Regions from separate parts of the Homo sapiens genome. Here region 1 is linked to region 2. A link is a loop called in an ENCODE intact Hi-C map of the cell type or tissue named here. Cell type or tissue: Caco-2. All regions are shown on one strand.

Region 1 (5,000 bases), 1.0 Mb before region 2:
AAGCCCACCTTGACCCTTCTAATTCTCTGGCCCCAGGTGCCTTATTAACAAGAGACAGTATCAGACACACCAGACAAAAGCCCTCCTGAGCCCAAAGAGCCCAAATGTCTGGAAGCTCTCTGCTGAGATGCCAAAATGCATGCCTTTCTGATAAAGAGACAGAGACAGATGAGGTACCATGATATGGACATGGCAGTGGACGTGGACAGGGGAGCAGTGGAGATGGAGAAGATGGAGACACACGCAGTTGAGGATACAGGCGAAGAAGATGGAGACACACGCGGATGAGGATACAGGCGAAGAAGATGGAGACACACGCGGATGAGGATACAGGTGAAGAAGATGGAGACACACGCGGATGAGGATACAGGTGAAGAAGGTGGAGACAGACGCGGATGAGGATACAGATGGAGAAGATGGAGGTAGACGCGGGTGAGGATACAGGTGGAGAAGATGGAGGTAGACGCGGGTGAGGATACAGGTGGAGAAGATGGAGGTAGACGCGGATGAGGATACAGGTGGAGAAGATGGAGGTAGACGCGGATGAGGACACAGGTGGAGAAGATGGAGGTAGACGCGGATGAGGATACAGGTGGAGAAGATGGGGTTAGACGCGGATGAGGACACAGGTGGAGAAGAGGAAGTTAGACGCGGATGAGGATATAGATAGATGCATAGGGTGTGGATCTAACCGGGTACAGGTGATGCGGAAACGGATCTAGACAGCGATGTGGAAATGGATCTAGACAGCGATGTGGATGTGATCTAGATAATGTGGCTCTGGACGTAGAAAGAGCTTCAGATGCTCTATCTATGATCGTGGGTGTGGATATAGGCATAGACATGGTGAAGAGGAGAGAATAGACTCTCCTCTCTCATGACAAACTGATCGTGGCTGGGGGCGGCACGTGCTGAGATGTGGCTGTATTTGTCCCCCAGGCTGGTGCCTGCGCCTCCTGCACCCCCGTCTCCTTTGTGCCTTCTTCCATTCCCTCTGCCACTGTTAGGTCCAGGCCTCACTGAGCTCTGACCTCCCTGCCTCCAGCCTGCCTCTCCCACACGGCTGCCAGGTTCAACCTGGTAAGACACCTTCTTCTCCATGGTGGCCTCCCAATCTGGGCCCTGCCAACTTATGCCTCACCAACTTCTCCAACTTACCCCTGTACCCACGCCCGCACCATGCCCAGCCCACAGGATCCTGCCTTCCCAGCTCTGCAGAACCAGCTTCTGCTTATCCGCTAGGTGCCAGCCCAGCCACCTGCCTTAAGCACCATCCACAGTCACCCAGCCCATCACCATCACTAGCAAAGTCACCCAGACCCATCACCATCACCATCCAGAGTCACCCAGCCCTTCACTATCACCATCCAAAGTCACCAGCCCCATCACCATCACTATCCAGAGTCACCAGCCCCATCACCATCACCATTCAAAGTCACCCACCCCGATACCATCACCATCCAAAGTCACCCAGACCTATCACCATCATCATCCAGAGTCACCAGCCCCTTCACCATCACCATCCAAAGTCACCAGCCCCTTTACCATCACCATCCAGAGTCACCCAGTCCCATCGCCATCACCATCCAGATTCACCCAGACCCATCACCATCTCCATCTAAAGTCACCCAGACCCATCACCATCACTATCCAAAGTCACGCATCCTGTCACTATCACCATCCAAAGTCACCAAGCCCCTTCACCATCACCATCCAAAGTCACCCAGTCCTATCACCATCACCATCCTAAGTTACCAGCCTTTCACCATCACCATCAAAGTCACCAGCCCCATCATCGTCACCATCCTATCCAAAGTCATCCAGTACCACCACCATCCAAAATCACCCAGACACATCACCATCACCATCCAAAGCCACCTAGCCCATCACCATCACTATCCAAAGTCATCTAGCACCATCACCATCCAAAGTCACCCAGACACATCACCATCACCATCCAAAGTTACCAGCCCCATCACCATCATCATCCAGAGTCACCCAGATCCATCACCATCACCATCCAAAGTCACTCAGCCCATCACCATCACTATCCAAAGTCACCAGCCTCTTCACCATCACTATCACCAGGCCCTTCACCATCATCCGAAGTCACCCAGACCCATGACCATCACCATCCAAAGTCTTCCAGACCCATCATCATCACCATTTGAGGTCACCCAGACCCATCACCATCACCATCCAAAGTCACCCAGCCCATCACCATCACTATCCAAAGTGACCAGCCCCTTTACCATCACTATCCAAAGTCACCCAGACCCATCACCATCACCACCCAAAGTCACCCAGCCCCTTCACCATCTCCATCCAAAGTCACCCAACCTGTCACCATCAGCACATCACTGGCTTCCTCCCCTCAGTGTGCGCCTCAGTCTGAAGTGATCTCACTTACTTGTTTGAGGTTCTCACTGCTGCTGGCCCCGCTGGACGGTCTTCTCTCATAGGAAGGAAATTTCACCTTGCTCTCTGCTGGATTTCCAGCCCCTAAACGAGGCGGGGCATGCTGGGTGCAGGATGGAATGAGTTGGGGACGGAGTGAACCAGTCCAGCTCGTGCGTGCCTCCCCCTCTGCACTGCCCAGAGCAGTTTTTTCTTCTGGGGACGCAGGGCAACGTCTGGAGACATTTCTGGATGTCACCAGGGGTAAGGGCCTGCTACTTGTATCTGATGGGTGGAGACCCGGGATGCCAATGGCATCCTACAGCGCACAGGACAGGCCCACAACAATGACACACGTGGCCGGAGACATCAGCGGTGCTGAGGCGGAGCACCTGGTGTCTGAGGTCTCCCCTGTGCTCTGTCGCTGTCCTCTCACCCTCCCCCAATCTTCCAACCTAGTAGTTCTCAGACAACTGCGTCAGAATCCGCAGGGGGCTTGGTGGAGCACAGAGCTCCCCTCAGTCTCTGGTTTGTGACGGAGGTGGGCCCCGAGAATCTTTCTGCAGCAGAAAGCCAGGCTTTCTGCAGGTTCCCAGTGAGGAGGACGAGGCTGGCCCGGGACACGCCACTGATGCTCTTCTGACCCAGGGGCTTTTCTCTCCCGCTTCCGTCCCTCTTCCCTCGCCGGCAGGTGACGTTACTGGCCTTTTCTTTTTTGGCCCTGCCTCCCCCTTGGCTTCTCCCCTCTTCCTCTCCTCCACTCGGTGCCTGGTGACATGCGGCCATCCTCAGAGATGTGCTTCGGGGCCCGCACGCCTTGCTCCTCGCACTCTTCCTGCACCGGAGCCGCGGTGCGAGGCCTCGGGAATGCTCACCGTTTCTCTCCCGCCCCCCGGCCGCATGCTGCAGCCATTCCCTCACCACATGTCCAGGAGGGAGCCGGCATCCTTTGCTGACTTTCTTGCTGTGACTATGGTGCTGCGTGGAAAAGGGGCCGTGGGAAGGCTGGGCAGGTGGCTGCTCAGAGCCCCACCTGACACGGTGACCCACGGGGCCTGGAAATTCACTGCCCCGATTTCCACACAGGTGCCTGAGCTCCTGCAGAGAATGCCTGAGAGCGAGACGCATGCCCGTCAATTTGTGCTTTCAGGCGTCCTAAGCACACACGCCTGCTCTTATTTGAACCACTCCCTGTAAGCTAGTTCCACTAAAGAGTGGCTTTCCACCCTGGCTGCAGATTGCAACCACCCAGGAATCTTTTTTTTTTTTTTTTTGAGACGGAGTCTGGCTCTGTCGCCCAGGCTGGAGTGCAGTGGCGCGATCTCGGCTCACTGCAAGCTCTGCCTTCCGGGTTCACGCCATTCTCCTGCCTCAGCCTCCCGAGTAGCTGGGACTACAGGCGCCCGCCACCACGCCCAGCTAATTTTTTGTGTTTTTAGTAGAGACGGGATGTTAGCCAGGATGATCACGATCTCCTGACCTCGTGATCCACCTGCCTCGGCCCCCCAGAGTGCTGCGATTACAGGCGTGAGCCACCGCGTCCTACTTTTTTTTTTTTTTTTTTTTTGAGACAGAGTTTCACTCTTATTGCCCAGGCTGCAGTGCAATGGTGTGATCTCAGCTCACTGCAACCTCTGCCTCCCAGGTTCCAGGGATTCTCCTGCCTCAGCCTCCCAAGTAGCTGGGATCACAGGCATGCACGACCACACCTGGCTAATTTTGTATTTTTAGTAAAGATGGGGTTTCTCCATGTTGGTCAGGCTGGTCTCAAACTCCTGACCTCAGGTGATCCGCCCACCTCAGCCTCCCAAAGTGCTGAGATTACAGGCGTGAGCCACCATGCCCAGCCCACCCAGGAATCTTTTAAAAGGTACCAGTTGATGCCCAGACCCCTCAATTAAGTCCAGATTTTTAAGAGATTTTTTTTTTTTAAAGCTCTGCAAGTGATTCCAGCACACAGTCTGGGGACTAACCGCTGATATAAGGTCTGGAAAATCTAAGAAACCACTCTACCCCACCCTCTGGTGACCAGAAGCTTATGTCTACCAGACCCAGGGCCTTCCCTTGCTGAAACATGCTGGGTAAACTCTTTGTTTCTTCCTAGCAGACAGCAGCCCTCTCCCTCTAGCTCAGAAGCTACGTCAGCAGTTGGTTGGTTGGTTGGTTGGTGGGTTGGTTGGGTTGTGTCTCTCTTTAACTTCCTCCACTTCTGAAGTCACCTGCAGTGACTTGGTGTGGACTTGGTCACCTCACTGTCCCCCCAGCCTCAGGCCCAGGAACCATGTCTTTGGAGGAGGCTCTCCTGCTGGCAGCTGGTTGCATCTGGCATGCTTGGATTCCTGCAGGTGGCTGGTTGCACCTAGCTTGCTTGGATTCTTCCCAGATTCACAGCCATAGGGTGGGCGTTTCATGAAATCTCCAAATTCCAAGGGCTCTTGACAGACCACCTCCATCCTGATCAGAAGGGGTGATGCCGGTTGCACGGTCTCTTAGAGCTTAAAACTCTAGCTTCTTCTCTGCTCCTCATTCCAAACTAAACAAATTGTTGCATTGGATTATTCTTTCAAAATACTCCTTGCCTTAATGCCATCCTTTAGATTTTG
Region 2 (5,000 bases):
CTGGGTCCAAGCGATTCTCCAGCCTCAGCCTCCCGAGTAGCTGGGATTACAGGTGCCTGCCACCATGCCAGGCTAATTTTTGTATTTTTAGTAGAGATGGGGTTTTACCATGTTGGCCAGGCTGGTCTCAAACTCCTGACCTCAGGTGATCCGCCCCCACCTCGGCCTCTCAAAGTGCTGGGATTACAGGCGTGAGCCACCACGCCCGGCCAAGATGTTTACTTTCTAAGAAACCACCAAAGTGCCTTCCAAAGTGGCTACACCATTACAGTGTTCCCACCAGCAATGAAGGAGAGTGCCATGTCCCGCCAGCACCCAGTGTTGTCAGTGTTCTGGACTTCAGCCATTGTAAGCAGTGCTTAGCGATGTTTCATTGTTTGAATTTGTACTTTTCTCATGGCATGGCGTTCAGAACTTTCCATATGTGTATTTGCCATTTGTATATCTTCTTTGGTGAGGTGTCTAGATCTTTTGCCTATTTTTTGGTTAGGTTGTTCCCTTATTGTTGAGTTTTAAGAATTCTTTCGCCAGTTGTGGTGGCTCACACCCGTAATCTGAGCACTTTGGGAGGCCGAGGCAGGCAGATCACTTGAGCTCAGGAGTTTGAGACCAGCTTGGGCGACATGGTGAGACCTCTTCTCTACAAAATAAAAAAAGAGTACAAAAATTAGCCCGGCATGGTGACACACGCCTGTAGTACCCGCTACTCAGGAGGCTAAGGCGGGAGGATCACTTTAGCCCAGGGGACAGAGGTTGCAGTGAGCTGATGTGTGCTACTGTACTGCACTCCAGCCTGGGTGGTAGAGCAAGACCCTATTTAAAAAAAAAAAAAGGAAAAAAGGCTGGGCGCAGTGGCTCATGCCTGTAATCCCAGCACTTTGGGAGGCTGAGGCGGGCGGATTACTTGAGGTCAGGAGTTCGAGACCAGCCTGGCCAACATGATAAAACCCCATCTCTACTAAAAATACAAAAATTAGCCGGGTGTGGTGGCAGGCGCCTGTAATCCCAGCTACTCGGGAGGCCGAGGCAGGAGAATCACTTGAACCTGGGAAGTGGAGGTGTCAGTGGGCCAAGATCACGCCACTGCACTCCAGCCTGGGCAACAGCAAGACGAAAGAGAAAGAGAGAAAGGGAGAAACAGAGGAGAGAAAACAAAGGAAGGAAGGGAAAGAAAGAAAAGAGAGAAGGAAAGAAAGAGAGAGAGAAAGAAAGAGAGGAAAGAAAGAAAGAAATCCTTGTATATTTAGGACTCAAATCCTTTATTGATGTTTTGTACGATTTAAAGATTCCTTTGGTGGTGGGACGCAATACAGTGACACTCAGCTAGAGGAGAGGCAGAAGCCTGTGTATTGATGTTTTATAAGATCTAAAGATTCTTTTGGTGGTGGGACGCAATACAGTGACACTCAGCTAGAGGACAGGCAGAAGCCTGTGTGACTTACAGCTCTAACAAGAGGCCGCCGCCAGGCAGGGTCACACGGGGGATTGTGCCTCGGACGTCAGTGGACTGGACACAGCCCAGGAGAGAATCTGCAAGCTGAGGACATGTCCATAGACTTCCCCAACTGAAATGCAAGGAGAAAAAAGAGTAAAAATAACTGAACAGAATATCCTAGAACTACGGGACAATTATAGAAGGTAATTTACACACTCATAATGGCAATACCAGAAGAGGAGAGGGAGAAAGGGATAGAAGAAATATTTGAAGTAATAATGGCTTCTCATTTTTCAAAATTGGTGTCAGACACCAAACCACAGATCTAGGAAGCTTAGAGAACACTAAGTACAACAAATGCCAAAAAATAGGAACTTTGGCATGTCGTATTCAAACTGCAGGAAACCAGAGACAGAATATCTTGAAAGATGTCGGAGGGAAAGTACCTTCCTATAGAGGAACAAGAATACGGATCACACTGGACTTCCATCAAAAATCATGTGATCTGGGTACTGGAAGCTACATGTAAAGAAGAAATTCATGCTCACGCCTGTAATCCCAGCACTTTGGGAGGCCGAGGCGGGCGGATCACGAGGTCAGGAGATCGAGATCATCCTGGCTAACACGGTGAAACCCCATCTCTACTGAAAATACAAAAAAATTAGCCAGGCGTGGCAGTGGGTGCCTATAGTCTCAGCTACTCGGGAGGCTGAGGCAGGAGAATGGCGTGAACCCGGGAGGCGGAGCTTGCAGTGAGCCGAGATCGTACCACTGGCACTCCAGCCTGGGCGACAGAGACTCGGTCTCAAAAAACAAAACAAAACAAAAACCCAAAAGAAGAGGCACCTGAGCCGCTTGCTTGAGCCTGCTCCCACTCTGAAATGTCTTCAGTAAATCTGTGCTTTCCTTGCTTCTCCTGTTGCTTTCTCTTTCATGGCTTGGCTCTTTTGTTACTTTGTGCATTTTGTTAAAGCATCCCCCGCTAACTAAGACACCGCTCAGGGTCGGGCACAGTGGCTCACACCTATAATCCCAGCACTTTGAGAGGCCGAGGCAGGTGGGTCACCTGAGGTCGGGAGTTCAAGATCAGTCTGACCAACACGGAGACCCCATCTCTACCAAAAATACAAAAAAAAAATTAGCTGGGCGTGGTGGCACATGCCTATAATCCCGGCTACTCAGAAGGTTGAGGCAGGAGAATCACTTGAACCCGGGAGGCGAGGGTTGCGGTGAGCCGAGATCACGCCATTGCACTCCAGCCTCTGCCCAACAAGAGCGAAACTCCGTCTCAAAAAAAAAAAAAAAAAGAAAGAAAGAAAAAAAAAAGAGACACCGCTCAAACTTCTGGCCAAACACAAATCCTGAATGACTTTTAACATCCTTTATGGTAATTAAGGAACCCTGTGGTGCTGGGAGGCAGTTGCTCAAACAACCTCTGGGCATGGTCTGCTGGCAAGGGCATTTCATTTGCCGCCAGGGTGTGGACGGACATTTATTTACACAGTCATACCTGAGACAGAGTAGGGACGGGCTGGCTCGGTTAACCCCCCACTAGAGCATTCTCTCATGCCTTCCACGGATCACACACCCCACGCCACTACCTGGCTTGACACCAAACTCGCTAACCCTGAGACTTTGGTCATACAAGGAAAACAGCCGTTTATAGTGCTCTTCTGTGCTCTTGTAATATTTAACCAGGCCTTTTACTTAAAGAATTTCAGGAACTGGCCTTAAAAGATCCAGAATATCAACCAAGGTTGTAGAATGTCCCCACCTTGGAAAGGAATGCTGAGCAACAGATTTACAGCCTCGCTGCCCCAGCCAGCCAGCTAGCTGGCCCATGACTCAAAATAACCGTCGCAACCAGAAGTGCTGATCAGCCTGTCCCAGTCCTCGGAGGCCTTCCCCAGCCCAGCCTGCACACCCTACCCTGATATCAGTTTCCACCCTTTGCCTGACAAAAAGTCCTAACCAACTCCTTTCCAGGACTCAGTCAGGGACTCTCTCTCCCTTGGGCCGCCTCCCTTATGCCTGGACATAAGCTCCAATGAAGCCTTGTCTGGGAAAACTCTTTTGGCCCCATGTCAATTTCCATTGCATTGAGAGCCCAAGAACTCATGGTTGGTAACATATCCATTCCTGTGTCCAAATGGAAAGCCTTCTATTTTGTTTTGTATTTTATTTTATTTTTTGAGACAGGTTCTTGCTCTGTTACCCAGGCTGGAGTACAATGGCACAATGATGGCTCACTGCAGCCTCAATCTTCTGGGCTCAAGTGATTCTCCTGCATCAGCCTCCCAAGTAGCTGGATCCACAGGCACGTGCCACCACGCCTGGCTAATTTTTTTTTTTTTTTTTTAGCAGAGATGGGGTCTCACTATATTGCCCAGGCTGGTCTTAAATTCCTGGGCTCAAGCGGTCCTCCTGCCTCAGCCACCCAAAGTTCTAGGATTGCAGCCATGAACTACTACCACTGGCTGAAAGCAAGCTTTTTTTTTTTTTTTTTTTGAGATGGAGTCTCGCCCTGTTGCCCCAGGCTGGAGTGCAATGGCACCATCTCAGCTCACTGCAACCTCTGCCTCCCCGGTTCAACCAATTCTCCTGCCTCGGCCTCCCAGGTAGCTGGGATTACAGGCACGTGCCACCACACACAGCTAATTTTTTGTATCTTTAGTAGAGATGGGGTTTCACCATGTTGGCCAGGCTGGTCTCAAACTCCTGACCTCGTGCTCTGCACATCTCAGCCTCCCAAAGTGCTGGGATTATAGGCATGAGCCACCGTGCCAGGCAAAAGCAAGCTTTTAAAAAAAGTATTGATAACATGACGTGTGGTCACCATAACCATGGTCATGTAAAACAAAAATAAAATTCTGAGGCCCCCCAACCATCTGAATGGACTTCCTCCTCAGCCAGGGAACTCTGAAAATTTAACCTGAGAGACTGGTTCAGGCCATGATGGGAAGTGGGGATGGGATGTGCCTTATTCTACCTCTCCAGCATTAACATCAATGCAGACTTCAAGTCTGATAAGAAACATTTGACAACCCATTCTCTCTAAAGCCTGCTACCTGAAGGCTTCCTTTGAAAGTAAGAGCTTCAGTCTCTACAATCGTTGATCTTAACAGACGTTCCTTTCTATTGATCCCAGGTCTTTTTTTCTTTTTTTTTTTTGAGGCGGAGTCTCGCTCTGTCACCCAGGCTGGAGTGCAGTGGCGTGATCTCGGCTCACTGCAAGCTCCGCCTCCCGGGTTCGCCATTCTCCTGCCTCAGCCTCCCAAGTAGCTGAGACTACAGGCTCCCGCCACCACGCCCAGCTAATTTTTTGTATTTTTAGTAGAGATGGGGTTTCACCGTGTTAGCCAGGATGGTCTCGATCTCCCGACCTCTTGATTCGCCCACCTCAGCCTCCCAAAGTGCTGGGATTACAGGTGTGAGCCACCGCGCCCGGCCAGTCCCAGGTCTTTAAATAAACTCAACCAATTGTCAACCAGAAATTTTTTTTTTTTTTTTTTTTTTTGAGAGGGAGTCTCACTCTGTCGCCCAGGCTGGAATGCAGTGGCGTGAT

The links. A loop is a pair of places that touch in the nucleus more often than their neighbours do. Peaks named below come from ENCODE experiments on the same cell type or tissue, not always from the same donor. Only the 100,000 strongest peaks of a DNase experiment are listed, where the experiment ranks them.
Region 1: a loop joins it to region 2, with 26 times the contacts of the local background. A loop is called at or near these places in 1 of 110 quality-filtered maps.

What each region holds. Positions count from the first base shown.
Region 1 is chr21:42,689,646-42,694,645 of GRCh38, forward strand. All of the region lies in intron 3 of PDE9A (phosphodiesterase 9A), which reads left to right. Among named protein-coding and RNA genes, the nearest start is that of PDE9A, 39 kb to the left of the region's middle. In Caco-2, no CTCF peak of the experiment used is centred here; no DNase peak of the experiment used is centred here.
Region 2 is chr21:43,709,474-43,714,473 of GRCh38, forward strand. It overlaps LOC124905031 (a long non-coding RNA gene), which reads right to left and starts at 2,802. Exons shown (of 2, transcript XR_007067895.1): 1 at 1,882-2,802; 2 at 1,243-1,565. RefSeq lists enhancers at 1,668-2,549, 2,615-3,236. In Caco-2, no CTCF peak of the experiment used is centred here; DNase peaks (open chromatin) are centred at 2,948 and 3,288; H3K4me3 peaks cover 1,534 bases.